Regions from separate parts of the Homo sapiens genome. Here region 2 is linked to region 1. The links are chromatin contacts, found by Hi-C or POLR2A ChIA-PET in ENCODE. All regions are on one chromosome and are shown on one strand. Each heading gives the region's core, a stretch centred on a gene start or an enhancer-like site at or near the end of the contact. The rest is flanking DNA. Distances are from core to core; before and after follow the strand shown.

Evidence for each region. A loop is a pair of places that touch in the nucleus more often than their neighbours do. ChIA-PET counts read pairs that join two places held with the same protein, here RNA polymerase II (POLR2A). Pooled maps may share reads with other maps.
Region 2: a pooled map shows a loop between it and region 1 (4-fold over the local background). The contact joins two enhancer-like sites. A Hi-C loop is called at or near these places in 2 of 50 pooled maps. POLR2A ChIA-PET finds 5 or more read pairs at or near these places in 3 of 52 experiments (A549, H1 and activated T-cell).

What each region holds. Positions count from the first base shown.
Region 1 is chr14:102,797,873-102,801,042 of GRCh38, forward strand. The region is part of intron 1 of TRAF3 (TNF receptor associated factor 3); the gene reads left to right. Among named protein-coding and RNA genes, the nearest start is that of TRAF3, 22 kb to the left of the region's middle. RefSeq lists an enhancer at 946-995. Within about 2 kb of position 1,844, at least 2 of the 41 ENCODE cell types and tissues checked have a DNase peak (open chromatin) inside an H3K27ac peak, as active enhancers do.
Region 2 is chr14:102,984,358-102,987,278 of GRCh38, forward strand. CDC42BPB (CDC42 binding protein kinase beta) reads right to left here. Exons shown (of 37, transcript NM_006035.4): 6 at 2,130-2,223. Among named protein-coding and RNA genes, the nearest start is that of AMN, 63 kb to the left of the region's middle. RefSeq lists enhancers at 2,085-2,719, 2,720-2,921. Within about 2 kb of position 1,490, at least 2 of the 41 ENCODE cell types and tissues checked have a DNase peak (open chromatin) inside an H3K27ac peak, as active enhancers do.

The sequences.
Region 1 (3,170 bases), core at 594-3,093:
GATTACAGGTTTGCACCACCACGCCTGGCTAAGTTTGTATTTTTAGTAGAGACAGGGTTTCACCATGTTGGTCAGGCTGGTCTCCAACTCCTGACCTCAGGTGATCTACCTGCCTCGGCCTCTCAGAGTGCTGGGATTACAGGTGTGAGCCACCACGCCCAGCCTAGGCACTCGTATTTCTTAGTCGGGAAAGAGAGGACAGGATATGTCCACCACACATTCACCAGTTCAGCATGTATTAACTACTGTGTGCCTGACTAAGCTTAGGTACTCAGTGTATTTTCATGTAAAGAAAAACAACATTTAAAACATTTAAGTGAGCACTGACCAAATCTAGCTTAGTTCAGAAAACCCTTTTTTTTTTTTTGAGACTGGGTCTTGCTCTGTTGCCCAGGTTGGAGTGCAGTGGTGCGATCACAGCTCACTGTAGCCTCGACCTCTCAGTCTCAAGTGATCCTCACTTTCTAAGTTTCCAACATTTTTTGGGCCAGGTACGGTAGCTCACACCTGCAATCCCAGCACTTTGGGAGGCAAAGGTGAGCAGATTGCTTGAGTTCAGGAGTTTGAGACCAGCCTGGGCTTTATGGAGACCTCATCTCTATAAAACAAATATAAAAACTAGCCAGGTGTGGTGGCGTGTGCCATTAGTTCCAGCTCCTCAGGAGGCTGAGGTAGGAGGACAGCTTGAATCTGGGAGGCAGAGGTTGTGGTGAGCTGAGATCGCACCACTGCACTCCAGTCTGGGCGACAGAGCGAGACCCTGTCTCAAAAACAAAATTTTTTTTGTAGAGATGGGGCCTCTATGTTGCCCAGGCTGGTCTCAAATTCCTAGGTTCAGGTGATCCTCCTGATTCGGCCTCCCAAATGGCCGGGATTATAGGCATGACCACTGTACCCGGCCTCAGCAGACCTTTGTAAAGCACTTCATGGGTGCCAGTCCTGCTGTTACAGTGCTAGGTAAATGCATAAAAATGCTCCATGAGGCATTCTGTGTTCTCAGGAAATTCAGACTGCCAGTTTCAGTCTGGAACGTGACACTTTATGAAGGAGGCAATAGAACAAAAAAAGGACAAATTACAGGATTAGTAATTATCAAAAGCTAATACCGAGGTCAGAATAGGACTCTTGTTCAGTTTACATGAGGAATTTAACCAAATGAGCTTCTGCAGAGAACCAGCATTAGGGTGGTGACCAGGCTGGGGTACATACATGTCATATCAGAAGTGACCTGAGACTGGGTGTGAGAAGCAGTGGCTGATTTGGACTACTGAAAGCAGAATTAAGAGTCTGGTGGCATTGGGGGGAGATTAGTGCTGTGGAAGTCCTGCTCAGAGTCTTTCTCATGATGGGTACATTTGGGAGGAGCTTAGCAGACATCAGAGGACCTGCAGAGAGTTGACACAGCGGGAGGAACCAGCTGCACTACCACTCATGTTCTTTTCCATCTTAGCATCTCGTGAGCATAATTCAGAATACACAGTTTGATTAAGTATGTGCAGATTCCATTCAGTTCATGAATTCATTCCCACAGTGTAGCCTAGCCCAAGTGTTAGCACTTCTTTACTTGTTTTTGTTGTTGTTGTTGTTTGTTTTTTTGAGACGGAGTTTCACTCTGTCGCCCAGGCTGGAGTGCAATGGTGCGATCTCTGCTCGCTGCAACCTCCGTCTCCCAGATTCAGGCAGTTCTTCTGCCCCAGCCTCCTGTGTAGCTGGGACTACAGGCACATGCCACCATACCTGGCTAATTTTTGTATTTTTAGTAGAGATGGGGTTTCACCATGTTGGTCAGGCTGGTCTTGAACTCTTGCCCTCAAAGGACCTGCGTGCCTTGGCATCTCAAGTGCTGGAATTACAGGCTGAGCCACTGCTCTTGGCCAAGCACTTCTTTTCTCATAGTCTTCTGCTAAGTATTTCCTTCTGTCAGCTGCCAGGCAGCAATAGTTTTCACATTTGTTTGTGGTTGTCCTCTAGAACTTGGCCTTTAGTGTGGTATGTGTAGGATTTTGTTGATTCCAAGGGAGGGTGAAAAATGCTGTGATCCCCAGAACCTGGGATGGCTGGGGTATGTTGTCTCTGAGGAATTTAATAACATTTTGTGGTCATTGCTGGAATCTTCCTAGACTCCTTTGATGGAAAGTAGGGACTCCAAGGGGAACTCCTGACTGGGCTTGCGGGCTGCCTTCTCAGAGCCCTACTTTATTAGTGATTTATTTCTCTTAATGGGCTATTAGAAATGACCACAAAAACTGAGGCCCCCACCCATACAATTTCTATCAGTTAAGACCCTGGAAATTCAGATTTAGAGGGAATTTTTAAAGAACTCCTGGGAGTGCTGATGCCCTGCTGGACTGGGAGCCTCTGGTCCAGTGGAAGCAGCACATTCCCTCCAGGAGCCCCAGTGCTTTAGGAATGCAGTTTCCCAGGCCCTGCCTCAGACCTGCCGACTCACAGTCAGCTCTCAGAGAGGCTGTTAGGTGATCATTGCGTTCATTTAAGTGTGAGAAGCACCGTGCAGGCTTTGGGTGAGAGAGTCGGGGTTCATACCTTGCCTCTCTTCTTTCCCAGCTGCATGAACTTGACCAAGTTATTTGGCCTTTCTGAACCAGGACCGTAGCACATAAAGTGAGTGCGATGGTGCAGGCCCCAGTTCCTCAGCCACAGTGCTGAAACCCCAGAGCCTCTGAAAATGGAATGTTTTTTCATAGATTTGGTGCCACTTGGCCTGAACTTATGTGAGGCTATTTATAATCTCTATTCCACTTAATATGAATATTTCATTATTTTACCACAGATGGTTAATTAACATGTTTCCTGTTCTTTTCCTTTTTTTTTTTTTTTTTTTTGAGAAGACTCTTGCTCTGTTGCCCAGGCTAGAATCAGTGGTGTGATCAAAGCTCTCTGCAGCCTTGAACTTCTGATCTCAAGAGATCTTCCCACCTCAGCCTCTCAAGTAGCGAGGACTACAGGCTTGTGCCGCCACACCCAGCTGATTTTTTAATTTAAATTTTGTAAAGAAAGGGTTCTGGCCGGGCGCGGTGGCTCACACCTGTAATCCCAGCACTTTGGGAGGCCAAGGCGGGCGGATCACGAGGTCAGGAGATCGAGACCACGGTGAAACCCCGTCTCTACTAAAAATACAAAAAATTAGCCGGGCGCAGTGGCGGGCGCCT
Region 2 (2,921 bases), core at 240-2,739, 190 kb after region 1:
ATTTCTAATAAGCTTCTGGGGGTACTAAGGCTGCTCACCTGCAGCCGACCCTGTGGTCTTCCTCATGGGAACATGCAGAAGTTGGTCCAGGCATTAGCCGGGTGCTCAGGCATTCCCTGGACAGCGCACCAGGAGGCTAAGACCGCTCCTACCCCCGCAAGGGAGAAAACAGCTCCCCTGCTATCTACATCAGCAGGCAGGTGCCAGAGTACAGTGACACCTCTGCAGAAAGCTGCGAGGGCACGGGCCACCTCAGAGCAAGCGGGAGGAGCCTGGTGAAGCTGAGAAATCATCCAAGCAGAGAGAACGATGGAGAGTATAGGGCCATCCTGACGGGCTGAGTCTCTAAGACTGAGGCTCAGGCAGGAACTGGAGACAACAACCACAGGCCTGTCTGGGGAAGGCCAGGCTCTCCCGAGGGTCCCCTCTGGGAAGAGAGACACAGGGTCCAAGCAGCACCCCAGAGCCAGTGGTGTGAGAACTGCTCAGGCTGAATGGATCAGCAGAGAACTCCACCTCTATCACTTCCCTGCACGAGTGCGTGGCCAGCCCACAGGAGCTCCTACAGACAGCGGGACCACTGGGGTGTTGGGCGGTGACTCCACGATGAACAACTACTGTGACGGGGTGGAGTGGAGGTGAGGAGGGTAACCCATGCTCTGGTTAAACCATGACGGGGTGGTGTGGAGGTGAGGAGGGTAACCCATGCTCTGGTTATACCATGACGGGGTGGTGTGGAGGTGAGGAGGGTAACCCATGTTCTGGTTATACCGTGACAGGGTGGTGTGGAGGTCAGGAGGGTAACCCATGCTCTGGTTATACTGTGACAGGGTGGTGTGGAGGTGTGGAGGGTAACCCATGCTCTGGTTAAACCATGACGGGGTGGTGTGGAGGTGAGGAGGGTAACCCATGTTCTGGTTATACCATGACGGGGTGGTATGGAGGTGAGGAGGGTAACCCATGTTCTGGTTATACCGTGACAGGGTGGTGTGGAGGTGAGGAGGGTAACCCATGCTCTTGTTATACCGTGACAGGGTGGTGTGGAGGTCAGGAGGGTAACCCATGCTCTGGTTATACTGTGACAGGGTGGTGTGGAGGTGTGGAGGGTAACCCATGTTCTGGTTCAGACCTGTTCTAGTCACTGGAAGACTGGAGTGGAGGACAGCACCCGCCTACCAATTAATCAATATGTGGTCAAGACTATTAAAAACAAGAGACTGGCTTTGTGGAATGAAAATGAGCAAACTGCTTTATTTCTTATAAAACGCTGTCAACTGAAGCCAGTCACATGGGTGCTTCCACTACTGCTTGAAAATCCGCCAGTAGGCAAGAAAGGGATTGCTCTCTCGGAAAACTATTTGATGTTAGACCTTATGATAAGTGTAGGTTTCAAAAAAGAAAAGACTCCAAACATGTAAGAACAAAACTGCAACAGTGGCCACAGACGCAGTGAAAGCAGTTTGCTGCAAGCAGCTGCCAACAGGGTGTGAGCAGAGCTGGGACTGCCCCCATCAGGCTACTCGGCCATGACGCTGGTCTGACTGCGGGGTGGAGACCACAGGGCCTGTGGCCTGAGCCTGGGTCTCCTGGTGATAGCCGATCCGGGGGCAACCTCCTGTTCTTTCCCTGCTGGCGGGAGTGTCAGCTGGCCCCGTAACACTGAGCACCTAGGACTCTATTTCTAGGTCTACAACACCCATAGAGAGGAAACCCCTAGCAGGAAGTTACCTGCCCCAACACAAGTGAGAAAGTACAGTTACATGGTTAATGCCTGCCCACCCGACCAGCCTGGACAGGGCCCTTTAAGGAAGAAGCAGGGAGCGCCCTCGATCTGCTACAGGGCTGGCATGCTTTTAGCCACCTTGGGATTGAGGAAACCTGACAACTCCCATTCTGGAAGGCACACATATTACTTTTGTAAACATAAAAAGCAATAAAGATGCTTTCCAACTTAATTTTTATTTGGGAAACAAAACTCCCCAAACAGAAAATTTCAACTATCTCCAAAATGGATTCATTTTCTGAATTAATATACTTGGTTTCTTAATTGTACCTCAAATTGAAAACTTCCCTTCTGACTATATGCCAAACCCAAAACCAAATGGAAAATCTCCAACAAAAATACCTACAGTGCCATCATCATTCATCTTCAAACATGATCCAAAGTCAGCCAGGCGGATATGACCATTCACGTCCAAAAGGACATTGTCAGGTTTAATGTCTCTGTTTGTAAAATAAACACACAAATTAACCATCTCCATGCAACACATTAGGTAGATCAAAGCCCTTAACTAGTGGTGATCAGATGAATAAATGCTAATATCCTCTTGTGAACAGCTGTCACCATCCAGTACAAATGCCTCTGTGTGACATTCAGCTGGCATGGTGGCAGCCGAAGTCGTATCACTGCCCCTCGTTTAGTCCCCAGTTACCCTGGCGAGGCCCTGTGACGATTCCTACTCGTCTGCCCACCCAGCTAACGAGCCCCTCCTGAGCATCTCCTTGGTGCCAGGCACTGCTCTCCAGCCCACCCACCTATGCACGTGACAACGCTGCCCCTGCCTTCATGAAGCCTGCACACGAGCTGAGGTCTTGCAAACACAAATAGGCACTGCTGTCTCAGGCAGGCTCACACGGTGCAAGCTCTGTGCTGAGTACCACGGAAAACAGGAATGGGACAAAGGGACAGAGGGACACGTGTGGAGGAAGCTGGCTGGGGGCTGCCACACAAAGAGACGGCAGTGGCCAGACGAGGTCCAGGAGGCAGGTGGCGATCTGGGGGAAGACTGCTGCAAACCGCCCCATACCCCCAAAACTGCACTTTATAGATGAAGACATGGAAGCTGAGCCAACTGCCCACAGTTACAGAGCAGCACGTGCTGGAGCAGGAACATAAACACAGGTCTGTCCCACTAACGCCT